Linked DNA regions of Homo sapiens: region 1 is linked to region 2. A link is an interaction called in ENCODE POLR2A ChIA-PET data of the cell type or tissue named here. Cell type or tissue: A673. All regions are shown on one strand.

The links. Peaks named below come from ENCODE experiments on the same cell type or tissue, not always from the same donor. Only the 100,000 strongest peaks of a DNase experiment are listed, where the experiment ranks them.
Region 1: POLR2A ChIA-PET joins it to region 2 with 11 read pairs; 2 of 35 experiments call an interaction of 5 or more read pairs at or near these places.

The regions. Positions count from the first base shown.
Region 1 is chr17:16,238,384-16,246,383 of GRCh38, reverse strand. All of the region lies in intron 2 of PIGL (phosphatidylinositol glycan anchor biosynthesis class L), which reads right to left. Among named protein-coding and RNA genes, the nearest start is that of PIGL, 25 kb to the right of the region's middle. In A673, no CTCF peak of the experiment used is centred here; no DNase peak of the experiment used is centred here; H3K27ac peaks cover 1,003 bases.
Region 2 is chr17:16,605,858-16,613,857 of GRCh38, reverse strand. No RefSeq gene overlaps it. Among named protein-coding and RNA genes, the nearest start is that of ZNF287, 41 kb to the right of the region's middle. In A673, no CTCF peak of the experiment used is centred here; no DNase peak of the experiment used is centred here.

The DNA of each region.
Region 1 (8,000 bases), 370 kb after region 2:
TGCACCACCATGCCCAGCTAATTTTTGTATTTTTAGTAGAGACGGGGTTTCACCGTGTTGGCCAGGATGGTCTCGATCTCTTGACCTCGTGATCCACCTGCCTCCCAAAGTGCTGGGATTACAGGTGTGAGCCACCGCACCCGGCCTGAAGTACTTACTTTTAATAGGCTTACTATCCCTCTACTATAGCATTTCACGAGTAGGGGAGTGATGCTGAAGCTACATGGTCTTCATGTGATATATAAAAAATATAGGTGCCATGACCGGGCGCAGTGGCTCACGCCTGTAATCCCAGCACTTTGGGAGGCCGAGGCGGGTGGATCACAAGGTCAGTAGATCAAGACCATCCTGGCTAACATGGTGAAACCCCGTCTCTACTAAAAACACAAAAATAAAAATAGCTGGTCAAGGTGGCGGGTGCCTGTAGTCCCAGCTACTTGGGAGGCTGAGGTGGGAGAATGGTGTGAACCCAGGAGGCAGAGCTTGAAGCGAGCTGAGATTGTGCCACTGCACTCCAGCCTGGGTGACAGAGGGAGACTCCGAGACTCCGTCTCAAAAAAAAATATATATATATATATGTGTGTGTGTGTATATATATATATATGTGTGTGTGTATGTATATATATATGTGTGTGTATATATATGTGTGTGTGTATATATATATGTGTGTATATATATATAGGCCAGGCATAGTGGCTCACACCTGTAATCTCAGCATTTTGGAGGGCTGAGGCGGGCAGATCATGAGGTCAAGAGATCGAGACCATCCTGCCCAACATGGTGAAACCCCGTCTCTACTAAAAATACAAAAAATTAGCCACTGCACTCCAGCCTGGCGATAGAGCAAGACTCCGTCTCAAATATATATATATATATATACTCCCTGGCTTACAATCTGGCTACGTCCCAATAAACCCATCCTAAACTGAAAATATCATAAGTAAAAAACACACTCTAGGCCGGGTGTAGTGGCTCATGCTTGTAATCCCAGCACTTTGGAAGGCCGAGGCAGGTGGATCATCTGAGTTCAGGACTTCAAGACCAGCCTGGCCAACACGGCAAAATCCCGTCTCTACTAAAAATACAAAAATTTAGCTGGGCATAGTGGCAGGCGCCTGTAATCCCAGCTTCTTGAGAGGCCGAGGCGGGTGGATCACGAGGTCAAGAGATTGAGACCATCCTGGCCAATGTGGTGAAACCTCGTCTCTACTAAAAATACAAAAATTAGCTGGGCGTGGTGGTGGGCACCTGTAATCCTAGCTTCCTGGGAGGCTGAGGCAGGAAAATTGCTTGAATCCAGGAGGTGGAGGTTGCAGTGAGCCGAGATTGCACCATTACACTCCAGCCTGGGCAACAAGAGCGAAACTCCGTCTCAAAAAAACAAGAACAACAAAAAACACACTCTAGTCTGGGTGTGATGGCTCACACCTGTAATCCCAGCACTTTGGAAGGCTGAGGTGGGTGGGTTGCTTGAGCTCAGGAGCTCAAAACCAGCCTATGCAACGTGGCAAAACCCTGTCTCTAAAATAATTACCAAAAAAATTAGCTAGATGTGGTGACGTGTGCCTGTAGTCCCAGCTACTCGGGAGACTGAGGCAGGAGGGTCACTTGAGCCCGGGAGGTGGAGGCTGCAGTAAGCCATGATCCTGCCACTGCACTCTAACCTGGGTGACAGAGTGAGACCCTGTCTCAAAAGCAAAAAACAAAAACCAAAAACTCCCCGCTTTATACCTTCAACTTAGGAGGTGTTTATCCAAATGTAACCCCATCCCAAGTTGAGGAGTGTACTGAATGCACATTGCTTTCTATCAGAGTAAAGATCTTAATAACCAAGATCTCCAAAACAGATTTGTCCCCGAAAACATTTGCATTACTGGGCCAAAGCAGACACTGCACAGGCAGGACATTGTGCAAATGGAGTGCCTGAGAAAAAACACGATTACTAATATTGAAATTGCCTTTGCAAAATTATGACTGAGACAGTGAAAGAGATCTAACTTAACTGACTCCATCTTGCTTCTAACCTCCAAGCTGTCCTTGTTCATTCCTGGGCATAGGATGAACTAACTTTGGGAGAAACTTAATTTATAGATCATAGTTTAAACAAAGACGGTAACAGCCCTTTCCCAAAGCAGACCTCCTTGCCTGGGGACTAGATTGCCTTTGTAGGACTAACGAGTTAGGCCCAAGATTATAAATTATGGTTTAGGAGTCATGCAGCTGGAGGACACAAGATTCTAACCCTCCCTAAACTGCTAAGATCAGTGCTTGAGATATTTTGCAGACCCTGCACTTGATGGATCACCCAGATCAATAAACTGGCTCATCTGATCTTGTAGTCCCCCACCCAGGAACTGACTCAGCCCAAGAAGAGACCTTCGACTCCCCATGATTTCGTCTCTGACCAATCAGCTCACTGGCTTCGCCCCACCCACCACATTATGCTTAAAAACTCTGCTGCCTGAATGCTCAGGGAGACAGATTTGAGTAACAGTAAAACTCTGGTCTCCCGCAGCTCTGCGTGAATTACTCTTTCACCATTGCAGCTCTCCATCTGGATAAATTGGCTCTGTCTAGGCAGTGGGCAAGGTGAACCCCTTGGGCGGTTACAATATTAATGTGAAAAAACAAATCACAACACTCACAGAGTAAGAGGGTGGGATATCATCTTTGAAAACAAAGGAACCCATAACTCCTTTCACAAATTAACTCAAAACCATGTATCTTTCGAGGTTTACGGAGGAAGAAATTTAGGAACAGAATTCAGTAACTTGCCTAGGTTACGCAATTAAAAACTTTAAACTTGGGTTTCAGTCTGGGCAGTCTGGCTCTATAAATCCACTGGTATAAACAGAAGAAATTCTCCCGTGGTGACCCCAGTAGTTTACCATGAAGCAAGTAAGATCAAGAATAAATCTAAACTTTTTCCTTCATCTCTTTGTAGCATACTGAAATGAATGGGATCCCCACCCCAAATCAAATACAGTGAACATCAATTCCCACCAATGCCTAATATTATAAAGAATAATCAGCAGGCCAGAAACGGTGGCTCACGCCTGTAATCCCAACACTTTGGGAGTTCGAGGCAGGTGGATCCCCTGAGGTCAGCAGTTCGAGACCAGCCTGGCCAACATGGTGAAACCCTATCTCTACTAAAAATATAAAAATTAGCTGGGTGGGTGGCACACGCCTGTGATCCTAGCTACTTGGGAGGCTGAGGCAGGAGAATTGCTTGAACCCGAGAGGTGGAGGTTGCTGTGAGCCAAGATTGCACCACTGCATTCCAGCCTGGGTAACAGAGCAAGACTCCGTCTCATAAACAAACAAACAAACACACACCAGTAACAACACAGTTAATGGTTAAACACTGGATATGTTGTCAATCAAATCATAAATACGGATAAAGTTGCCTGCTTTCCCTTTTTTGTTTAACATAGATTAAGGAAATCCACTCAAAGAAATAAGAAATGGATCAGGGCTGAGCGCAGTGGCTCATGCCTGTAATCCCAGCACTTTGGGAAGTGGACCATTTGTGGTCAGGAGTTCAAGACCAGCCTGACCAACATGGTGAAACCCCATCTTTACTAAAAAAACAAAAAATTAGCCGGGTATGGTGGTGTATGCCTGTAATCTCAGCTACTCAGGAGGCTGAGACAGAAGAATCACTTGAACCCAGGAGGCAGAGATTGTGTTACAAGCGAGACTCTGTCTCAAAAAAAAAAAAAAAAAAAAAAAAAAAGGAATCAGAAATAAGAGGCATATGTTGAAAACATGAAAGATTGTATTAGCATTATTTGCAGATGATTTACCTACAAAACTTTAGGGAATCAAGTTAAAACTGGTAGGCTTTTTACAGAAGTTTCAAAGTGATGAATATAAAATAAATACATTAAAAAATCAATAAAGCTACATACTAGCAGTAAATTCTTAACCAAAAAATCTTTTTCACAGCAATAATAATAAAAAAGAATCAAAATAACTTTAACAAGAATTGTTTAGTACCTAGATGAAGAAAACTATAAAAAGTTCTATATAGACTGGGAATGGTGGCTCATGCTGTAATATCAGCACTTTGGGAAGCTGAGGCAGATCACTTGAGCCCAAGGGTTGGAGACCAGCCTGGGTGACATGGCAAGACTCTGGATCTAAAATAATTTTTAAAATTAGCTGGGCATGGTGGTGCACACCTGTAGTCCTAGCTACTTAGGAGGCTGAGGTGGGAAGATTGCTTGAGCCCAGAAGTTAGAGTTTGCAGTGAGACAGGATCATGTCATTGCACTTTAGCCTGATGGCAGAGACCTTGTCTCCAAAAACAAACAAAAAAAAACCCCAAAGAAAAAGTCCTATACTCTGACCCAGTAATTCAATATCTAGAAATTCATTTATGGAAAGAGTCAGAACTTCAAAGAGATTTGCTAAAAAAATTGTAAGTGCTTAAATATTAGAAAGATTTAAATATTCAATAGTAGGAGAATGTTAAATGTTATGGTACATCTTCACGATTAAATCTTTACAATCATTAAAGACTTTTAATGATTATTTAATGACATAGAAAAATGCTAAAAATACTCTCTAGTAAAAAAAGCAGGGTACCAAATTTCTTATACCATTTGATGCTAATTTTGTTTAATACTGAGCAGATAATTCTCATTTTCCTTATAATTTTCTCAAGTATTCCCACCTTACATCTCAATGCTTCCAATTCTCCTCATTATAGTTTGTGGTTTTATTTTCCTCTAACTGATCCCCAGTTCTTATCACTCCAGTTAATCCATGGGCAATTTCATTCACCCCAAAGATTTTCTTTTTTTTTTTTAAGACAGAGTTTCACTCTTGTTGCCCATTCTGGAGTGCAGTGGTGTGATCTCGGCTCACTGCACCGTCCTCCTCCCAGGTTCAAGTGATTCTCCTGCCTCAGCCTCCATGCACCACCACACACGGCTAATTTTGTATTTTTAGTAGAGATGGGGTTTCTCCACGTTGGTCAGGCTGGTCTCAAACTCCTGACCTCAGGTGATCCGCCCACCTCAGCCTCCCAAAGTGCTGGAATTACAGGCCTGAGCCACTGCACCCAGCCCACCCCAAAGACTTTCATCCTCCCATATGCTAAAGATGCCTAATTTATTATCTCTTCATACCCAATTCTCCTCCTTTGCAAACTACCCTCGCTAATCTTTATCCACCTAGATATCTAGGTGGGTTTCCATTATCCCAAATTTCTTTTGTTCGTTGAATTCCTGCCACTTCTTTTTTTTTTTTTTTTTTTTTTGAGAGGGAGTTTCGTTTTTGTTGCCCAGGCTGAAGTGCAATGGCGTGATTTCGGCTCACTGCAACCTCTGCCTCCTGGGTTCAAGCCATTCTCCTGCCTCAGCCTCCCAAGTAGCTGGGATTACAGGGATGTGCCACCACACCCGGCTAATTTTGTATTTTTAGTAGAGACCGGGTTTCTCCATGTTGGTCAGGCTGGTCTCGAACTCCCGACCTCAGGTGATCTGCCCCCCACCCCCTCGGCCTCCCAAAGTGCTGGGATTAGAGGCGTGAGCCACCATGCCCGGCCTATTTCTACCTCTTAAATAATACTGGAGGCCAGGTGCGCTGGCTCACGCCTCTAATCTCAGCATTTTGGGAGGCCAAAGTGGGAGACTGCTTGAGTCCAGGAGTTCAAGACCTGCTTGGGCAAGCTAGCAAGACTCCATCTCTACCGAAAAAAAAAAAAGGTAGCTGGCAAGGTGGTGCATGCCTGTGGTCCCAGTTACTCGGGAGGCTGAGGTGGAAGGATCCCTTGCACCCGGGAGTTAGGCTGCAGTGAGCCGTGATTGTGTCACTGCATTCATCCTGGGTGACAGAGCAAAACTCTGTCTCAAATAAAATGAAAAAAACAAAAGAAAACAAAACCTTGGGGCTGGGGCTGCGCGTGGTGGCTCACATCCATAATCTCAGCACTTTGAGGGGCTGAGGTGGGAGGATTGCTTGAGCCTAGGAGTTCCAAACCAGCCTGGGTTCATTAGTTCCTTCTCACATTGCTATAAAGAAATACCTGAGACTGGGTAATTTATAAGGAAAAGAGGTTTAATTGGCTCATGGCTCTGCAGGCTATAAAGGAAGCATAGCAGTTTCCACTTTTGAGGAGGCCTCAGGAAGCTTCCAATCATGGCAGAAGGCAAAGGGGGAGCAAGCATCCTACATGGCAGAGGCAGGAGCAAGAGAGAGAGGGAGGAAGTACTATACACTTCTAAACAAGCAGATCTTGCCAGAACTCACTGACAAGGACAGTACCAAGGAGGATAGTGCTAAACTATTCATGAGAAATCTGCCTCCATGATCCAATCACCTCCTACTGATCCAACGCCCCACCTCCAATGTTAGGATTACAGTTCCACATGAGATTTTGGTGGGGACACAGATCGAAATCATATCACTGAGTAATTCAGGGAGAACCCATCTCTACGAAAAGTTAAAAAATAAGCCAGGCATGGTGGCCCACACCTGTAGTCCCAGCTACTCAGGAGTTCAAGGCTGCAGTGAGCTAAGATTGCACCACTGCCTAAACAGCCTGGGTGTCAGCGTGACACCTTGTCTCTAAAAAAAAAAAGAGTTGAATTCATCCCATCATCTCCATCTCAGTTGCTGCTACCCTAATTTGAGATATCCTCCCTCCACTGGGACAAAGACAATAGACTCATCTACAATCTTGATCTCTTCAATCCATACTTTCATTAGAGTAATCATTCTGAAGCACAAAACTCATCATCTCTCTCCACTATTCACAGTTTACATTTCTGTATGATATCATGAAGGTTCAACAGAAAGAGATATATGTTTTGCCAAAGCTAATTTGTTCACAGCTCACCTAAACTTTACTGCCTTTTCTTTTTCTTTTTTTTTTCTTTTTTATTTTTTTGAGACAGAGTCTCACTCTGTCACCCAGGCTGGAGTGCAGTGGTGCGATCTCAGCTCACTGCAACCTCCGCCTCCTGGGTTCAAGCGATTCTCCTGCCTTAGCTTCCTGTGTAGCTGGGATTACAGGTGTATGCCACCACGCCTGGCTAATTTTTTGTATCTTTAGTAGAGACGGGGTTTCACCATGTTGGCCAGGCTGGTCTTGAACCCTTGACCTCCTGATCCGCCTGCCTCGGCCTCCCAAAGTGCTGGGATTACAGGCGTGAGCCACCCGGCTGGCCCAAAATTCATTTTTATTTTTCATTTTAATTTTTAGAGACAGGGTTCTGCCATGTTGCCTAGGCTGGCTTTGAACTTCTGGCCTCAAGCAATCCTCCTACCTCAGCCTCCTGAGTATCCAGGACTACAGGGTGCGTGCCACCACACCTAGCTAAATTTTCAGGTCGGGCAAGGTGGCTCCGGCCTGTAATCCCAGCACTTCGGGAGGCCAAGGCGGATGGATCATCTGAGGTCAGGAGTTCAAGACCAACCTGGCCAACATGGCGAAACCCCGTCTTTTTTTTTTTTTTTTTTTGAGACGGGGTCTCACTCTGTCGCACCAGGCTGGAGTGCAGCGGCGTGATCTCAGCTCACTGCAACCTTCACCTCCTGTGTTCAAGCAGTTCTCCTGCCTCAGCCTCATGAGTAGCTGGGATTACAGGCACGTACCACCACATCTGGCTAATTTTTTTATTTTTAGTAGAGACGGGGTTTCACCATTTTGGTCAGGATGGTCTCGAACTCCTGACCTCATGATCCTCCTGCCTCGGCCTCCCAAAGTGCTGGGATTACAGGTGTGAGTCACGGCGCCTGGCAACCCTGTCTTACTAAAAATACAAAAATTAGCTGGGCATGGTGGTGGGCGCCTGTAATCCCAGCTACTCGGGAGGCTGAGGCAGGAGAATGGCTTGAACACAGGAGGAGGAGGTTGCAGTGAGCTGAGATCACACCACTGCACTGCAGCCTGGGTGACAGAGCAAGACCCCGTCTCAAAAAAAAAAAAAAAAGAAAAAAAGAAACACTCCAGTACCTTCCACTAAGGTTTAAATTGTTATATTTTG
Region 2 (8,000 bases):
ATAAATCTAGTTTTTGTCAGTATAGATTAGAATTATCTTTTCTAGACTTTCATATAAATGGAATGATACAGCATACTCTTCTGTGTCTGCCTTCTTTCTCTTAACATAAAGTTTTGAGATCCGTTAATATGGTGTGTATCAGTGTTTCATTCTCTTATTGCTGAGTAGCATACTGTTATGTTAATATATGACCACAACTGATTAACTCACTCGATGATGGACAGTTGTTTCCAGTTTGGGGTTATGATGAATAAATCTGCTATGAACAGTCATATACAACTTTTTGTGTAGACATATATTTTTTTCATTTATATTGCATCAATTTCTGGGTTTGGAGTTGCTAGTTCATATGATAAATATATGTAAAACTTTATAAGAAACTGCCAATTGTTTTCCAAAGTATTTGTACCATTTTACAACCCCCCAACAATGTATGATTGTTTGAGGTACTTTCAGCCTTGCCAACTGAATTGTCAGGTTTTTGTTTGTTTGTTTGTTTTGAGAGACAGAGTCTTGCTCTGTTGCCCAGGCTGGAGTGGAGCACAGTGGCGAGATCTTGGCTCACTGCAACTTCCCCCTCCCAGGTTCAAGCGATTCTCCTGCCTCAGCCTCCCAAGTAGCTGGGACTATAGGTGCGTGCCACCACACCCTGCTAATTTTTTGTATTTTTAGTACAGATGGGGTTTCACCGTGTTGGCGAGGATGATCTTGATCTCCTGACCTCGTGATCCGCCCGCCTTGACTTCCCAAAGTGCTGAGATTACAGGCGTGAGCCACCAAGCCCGGCCAGGTTTTTTTTTAATTATTTTGTAACTTTTCTAATATATGCAGCAGTGCTTCAAGGTGATTTTGCTTTGCGTTTCCCTGACGATTATTTTGAACATTTTTCATGTGCTTAATGGCCTTTATATCTCTCCATTGTGAAGCATCTGTTTATTTTGCTCATTTTAAGAATTAGGTTATTGGTCTTGTTATTAAGTTGTAATGCTCTTTATTTAGATACAAGTCCTTTATCATATATACATGTTGGGAATATCTTCTGTCAGTCTTTAACTTCCTTTTAAATTTTCCTAGTGGTGTCTTTTGAAGAGCAGATGCTTTGGATTTGGATGGATATCAATTTGTCATTTCTTTTTTTTGTCATACCTTTTTGGTTCTATTGAAGAAATTTTTACCTACCCTAGGATCCTGAAGTTTTTTTCTCCTGTTTTCTTTGGAAATTTTATGGATTTATATTTTATGTTTAGTCCTACATGCAATTTTGTGTTAATTTTTCTGTCCATGGATTATGTTGTATTTTATCATTCAGTTAAAAGCATTTTCTAATCTTTATTATAATTTCTACCTTGACCCTTGACTATTTAGAAGTATGTTAATTGGTTGTAAAGCATTTGTGGATTTTCTATTTATCTATTATAGATACCTAGTTTAATTCCAATGTGATCAAAGAACACACTATATTATTATTATTATTATTATTATTATTATTATTATTATTATTTTATTATTATTTTGAGACAGAGCCTCACTCTGTTGCCAAGGTTGGAGTGCAGTGGCACAATCTTGGCTCACTGCAACCTCTGCTTCCTGGGTTCAAGTGATTCTTGTGTCTCAGCCTCCTGGATAGCTGGGATTATGGGTGTGTGCCACCACAACCAGCTAATTTTTTTGTATTTTTAGTAGAGATGGGGTTTCACCATGTTGGTCAGGCTGGTCTTGAACTCCTGACCTCAAGTGATCCACCTGCCTCGGCCTCCCAATGTGCTGGGATTACAGGTGATGAGCTGCCGTGCTCGGCCTCATACTATATTATTTTAATCCTTAAGTTTGTTGAGACTTACTTTATGGCCCAGCCTCTATTTTTTGGTTAATGCTCCATATTCACTTGAAAATAACACGAAAGTAAGAATTTTCACTTGAAAATTCTGCAATTAGATGTTAATGTTCTATAAATATTAATTAGATCTAGTTGGTTAATAGTTTTCTTCAAATCTTCCACATTCCTAGTGATTTTTTTTTCTTTGAGATGAAGTTTCGCTCTTGTCATCCAGGCTGGAGTGCGATGGTGCGATCTCGGCTCACTGCAACCTCTGCCTCCCAGGTTCAAGGAATTCTCCTGCCTTGGCCTCCTGAGTAGCTGGGAGGTGCATCCCACCACATCTGGCTAACTTTTTGTATTTTTATAGAGACGGGGTTTCACTGTGTTAGCCAGGATGGTCTCGATCTGCTGACCTCGTGATCCACCTGCCTCGGCCTCCCAAAGTGCTGGGATTACAGGCATGAGCCACTGCACCTGCCCAGTTTTTAAAATAAATATTTTTAATTTTTCCCATTTTAATTTCAAGTACAGTAAATATCAATAGATATAACCTATATAAAAAAACTCTTTGGGTTCCTCAATAATTTTTAAAAGTGTAAAGCAGGCCGAGTGTGGTGGCTCACGCCTGTAATCTTGGCACTTTGGGAGGCTGAGGTGGGCGGATCACCTGAGGTCAGGGGTTCGAGACCAGCCTGACCAACATGGAGAAACCCCATCTCTACTAAAAATACAAAATTAGCCGGGCGTGGTGGCACATGCCTGTAATCCCAGCTACTCAGGAGGCTGAGGCAGGAGAATCGCTTGAACCCAGGGGCAGGGAGGTTGCAGTAAGCTGAGATCATGCCATTGCACTTCAGCCTGGGCAACAAGAGCAAAACTCCGCCTCAAAAAAAAAAAAAAAAAAAAAGTGTAAAGCAGTCCTGAGACTGAAATGTTTGAAAATAATAGCCCTTTAAATTCCCTATGAATCTTTGACTCATTGGAACACTCTTGAAATTAATATTTTGCCATTTCAAAGCAATGAAAAAAACTGACAATTTAATTTCATTTACTCCTTGCCTTTTGTTCCATTGTTGTCATAGATCTTTATTTCTATATTTATTTTAAACTCCCGAAGATATTACTATTATTGTTTTTAAGCAATGTCTGCTTATATTTACTCACATATTTAGCTATTCTCGTGCTCTTAATTCTCTCCTGAAGCTCCTTGTTCCAGTTGCTGTCATTTTCCTTCTGCCTGATTAACTCTTCTGGCATTTTATTATAGTCTTCCAGTGGATTCTCTCAGCTTTTCAGATATATATTACATTCATTTAGGAGGATAATTTCTCTTGAAATAGAGTTCTAGGCTGTCATTTGGGGTTTTGTTTGTTTGTTTTTGTTTGTTGGTTTTTGTGGGTTTTTTTGAGACGGAGTCTTGCTCTGTCGCCCAAGCTGGAGTGCAGTGGCGCGATCTCGGCTCACTGCAAGCTCCGCCTCCCGGGTTCACGCCATTCTCCTGCCTCAGTCTCCCAAGTAGCTGGGATTACAGGCGCCCGCCACCACTCTCGGCTAATTTTTTGTATTTTTAGTAGAGACGGGGTTTCCCCGTGTCAGCCAGGATGGTCTCGATCTCCTGACCTCGTGATCCGCCCCCCTCGGCCTCCCAAAGTGCTGGGATTACAGGTGTGAGCCACCGCGCCTGGCCGGGCTTTTTTTTTTTAAGCATCTAGAATAAAATGACATCCCATTGTCTTCAGCTTCCAGAGTTTCTACTAAAAGGTCCATTGTGAATTGTGAGTCCCATTGTTTTCTCTCTAGCTGCTTGTCAGATTTTCTCTTTGCTGTTAGCTGTCATAGGTTTTACTGCAATGTGCCTGGGTGTGCAGGGGTTTTCTTTGCTTTTGAATCATACTTGGGGTTTGTAGAGCTTTTTGAGACTGTGTTATGATGTCTTTCATCAGTGTGGGGAAATTCTCACCCAGGTTTCTTCAAATATTGCTTTACCTCGTTTTCTCTCTCTCTAATTCTAGGTTTCCAGTTACAGATAGCTTAGGACTTTTCACCATGTTCCAGATGGCTCTTACGGTTTTCTGTATCTCCCATTCTTCTCTATCTATCTGCATCAACCTGGATACTTTCCACTTACCTGTATTTCTGTTATTATCCTGTTTTTAATCTATTAAAACCATATTTTGAATTATTCATTTTACTCAGATGTTTTATTTCTGGAATCTTAGTCTTCTTTTTATATGGATTCTATTTATTTGCTAAAATTCTTCATTCTTTTTTCTCTTTTGAATATATTATTTATTTTAAATAATATTTATTTAAAAATCCTTGAGTGTTAACTGCAATAGATGAATTGCTTCTGGGTCTGTTGCTATCTGGCCAATTGATGCTTTCTTTTCCCCTGCATGACTTCTAATATTTCATTTGATGGCAAACATTATACTTGAAAAAATTATAGATGTTCCTGACTTATGTTCCTCTAAATAGAGCTAAGTCTTATTTTAGCAGATGGTTAGAATACCAGTAGATCACGCTGATCGACTACAGATGGTCCCCAACTAATGATGGTTTGACTCACAATTTTTTGACTTTATGATGGTTTATTGGGGTACTAAATGTATTTTTGACTTATTTTCTACTTAAGGCAGGTTTATTGGAATGTAACTGCATCGTAAGTCAAGGGACACCTGTGCCTTTATATGGTTGTGTTCCTATAAGCAGCATCTACAGCCTGGGAACCAAGGAGTGGGAACAGGAGAGTCCTTGCTCACCATCACTTCCAGCCACCCAGCTGACGGTTATGTGCTTCCCTATCCCACGAACCTCCGTTCTGTAGCTTTAGAGGTCGAAACAATTCCCTTGGGAAACACATCAAGCGTTCTTTTGAGCTGTAAACTACAGCTGCTGCCAAGGAGCCAGCCAGCAAGCAGAGGAGTCACCATCCCGACAGGGGTATTTGATCCTGATGATTAGAAGGAAGTAGGGCGATTAACACACAGTGTTAATCACAGTGGGGGAAGGGAGAAATATGTTTGGCACCCAGGTAATGCACTTTAATACTGGAAAGCTCCCTGTACTACCTTGCCCCATTTTCATAGTAAATAGATAAGTGCAGTAGCCATAGCCTGAGAGGCACATGGTGACCAGGGGCTCAGGGATGAATGTCTGGATCATGCCACTGGGAAGCCACCAAGACCAGCAGAGGTGCCAGTGGAGGTTGAGGGGCACCTGGAATGGACAGCAGAGGACAGCAGCAATCACTGTCAACTGCAGGGTTAAGACCAACTGCAGTGGGGACGGTGGCTGCAGTCCATCCCTTGGCCTCTTACAAGTTTCTTCCTGGAAAAAGAGACCCACCAGGATCCTAGAGTTGTTTCTCCTAAAACTTATATGAAGAAGTGAATCCAAGTGGTGGAAGGTGTGGCCTGCAGTGGCTGTCAGGTGGTGCCACCCACGACCCCCTTTCAGAACTGAGGAATTTGTTCTCCAGCTGCTGGGAGTATGGCTTGCAGACAGCCCTCAGCTGAAGGGCATCCCGTCGCCCTGGAACACACGTCGTTCCTGGGACAGCCACAGCCAATGACTAGTTGACATAGGGGCAAAGTTCTGGCCCTTCCACTCAAAGTTGGGGTAATTTTGAAGGGCTGTCTCAGTTCTGCAGCTCTTCCTGGGGTCAACTGGCACCCTTACTGAGACTGCATAGCAGCCTAACTTCTCCCTCTACCCAATCCCACTTTCTTCTCTTCTATTCTGCAGGTTGTGATATGAAAGCCTCCATACAAATCTCCATCTCACAACTTTCTGGGGAACCCAACCTGAGTGTCCTTCCCCACCTGTCATACCTCGAAAATATAGACTTTATTTATGGAACCAAGAGCTAAAATTGCTTCTAATTTTTCACTATTATAAATACAATTTCGATAACCCTGCAGGAAAGTCTTTGCAAACAACCTTAATTGTTTCCATGGGATCATAAAAAAATGGAATTTCTTAGGCAAAGTAACACATATTGATAAGGCTTTTTAATTCACATGCCCAAAGCCTTCTGAAAAGCTTTGCACACTCAGCAGCTGCATGTGGGAGTGCGTCCTGCTCCTGCATCTGTTGCCTGCCTTGGGCAATCACATCCTTACAATTTTGACATTGCCTTCTCTGTATTTGAGAATTTTTGCATCCCATAGAAATCAGAGAAGGAGGCCTATTCTTTCCATATAAAATCCCTAGAAGAAAATGAGCTTTTACCTCATAATAACTGAGGTAAGCAGGATTCAAAACTTTCAAACTCTGTCATCCCATCTGCACCAGGAGTTTCTCCTAATCTTTTCACAGGAGCAGTGAACTACTCTGTCCCTTATGGCCATATTATCGCCAGGAAAATCCTGATGCTCCAATTCCCCAGGCTGTGGGAGTCCCAGGACAATCCAGGTCTATCTGGAAATGTGAGCGGAGGATCAGCGTAGCAGGATCACTATTCTTTTCCTATGGTGAGAAACACCTTCTGGGCAGATTCTGGACTCATGTTTTCTGAGGGAAAAGCTGCTATCTCCCTCCTGGTAGCTTTTCTGTGTGGCCAGTGCTCGGAGCGTTACAAGTCAGAGGGAAAGAAGTTAGAGTATAAATCAGGCTGAAGCTGGATCCAGCCCACAGACTTGTGGTCCTTGATGCCTTCCACACTCTCTGGGAACTCTGTGTCCACTGCAGATATGTGACCAGTAAAACCGGAGTAGCACAGAGAAAAGTGGTGAGAAAATGCCCTGCCTGGGGCTAGCTCTGTCCAATTTCCCAAGAGCTTGCTCCTGGAAATTCTGCAGGATATCTTGGAATTCTCATGGTTCTTAAACTCCTCTACGATGAATGGTGACAGTGAGATCACCACTTTCACATCCATAGGAGCCTTGCAGAGAAGAAAAACTCCTTCATGGGCCAAAGGAATCTAATCCTAGCAGGATTTCAGACACGGGGATTTGGGGTGTGAGAAAGTCTTGGAGAACTGGAGAGATACTCTCGAAACCTCTCAGATTTCCTTCCTGGGCCACCACCTACTACACCTCTGGATGAGATTGACTTGTTCAATAAGGTCAGCATGGATGGCATGTTCTGTTGAAGCTACAAGACTGGAAACAGCAAAGAGGCTCAGTCATTCCCAAGACAGCCTCAGTAGCCTCTCCCTGCTAATATAGCATAACAAGATGACAAGGACATTTAATATTGGGAGGCAGAGACCACTTGACTGGCAGAATCTCAGCAGATGTAACTGGTGACATGATTTTCCCTACATCACAGGAATTCGGTAATGACCCAGATCCAACCTGACTCAGAGTTATAAAGATTTTATAAGACTCCAAATACATTTCCCATGCCTTCTCACAATTTCACTCCACCAATACCATAACAAACTACAGTCACATAATGCTGCACATTCTTTCCCTTCCCATCTCGATTAACCCTTGTTGGCAGGAGTGCTGATTCCAAGGCGATAAATAGGCTTTTTCAGCTCACAGAGGCTACTAGGACTCTATGAGCTGGTACAAAAGCAACAGAGGATCCCCAGGGTGCATGTGTCTGATCCCTTAAGACTCTCCATTAACACCCTTGGAATGCACTCAGTGGAAGAGACTGGCTCAGTACCTTCCCTGCTCCCTGGAACTGGATTCGAACCAGGCCCTGGACTCAGCCAGGTGTTCTCTTTAGGGACAAAGGTCAATCTTCTGGCACTCCCTTCTTGACCAGCACCACAATGGCCACTCTGCAGCTTCCACACAGCATATGGCAAAGCGCAAAATGACCTGGGCACAAACTGGGCCTCATTCATGTCTTGACAAGGCAGAGGCGTGAGAATATCAGGTGGGTGGGAGGGTGGGGAGTGTTACCAAGCACAGCTTCAGACAAAACTTCTCCTTTCTTCTGGCATGGCCTGAGTCTGGGCCTGGGGACTTCCTCCACTGGAGCTTTTCAAACCCAAGCTTTGCTCCACCAGTCTATCCCTTCCTGGGGTGTATATAAAACCCATGGGATTTCAGTGCCGCTTCTAAATATTTTATTTATTGACTAAAAACAGGAGATTCCTGTTTGTAAACAGCCAGATGAGACATAATTATTTTAATAGTCAAAATGAGAGGAAAAAAACTTTAATGATTAAAACCAAGGCCTTGATTGAATAAACTATTAGAATCCATAGAATGGCCATCAA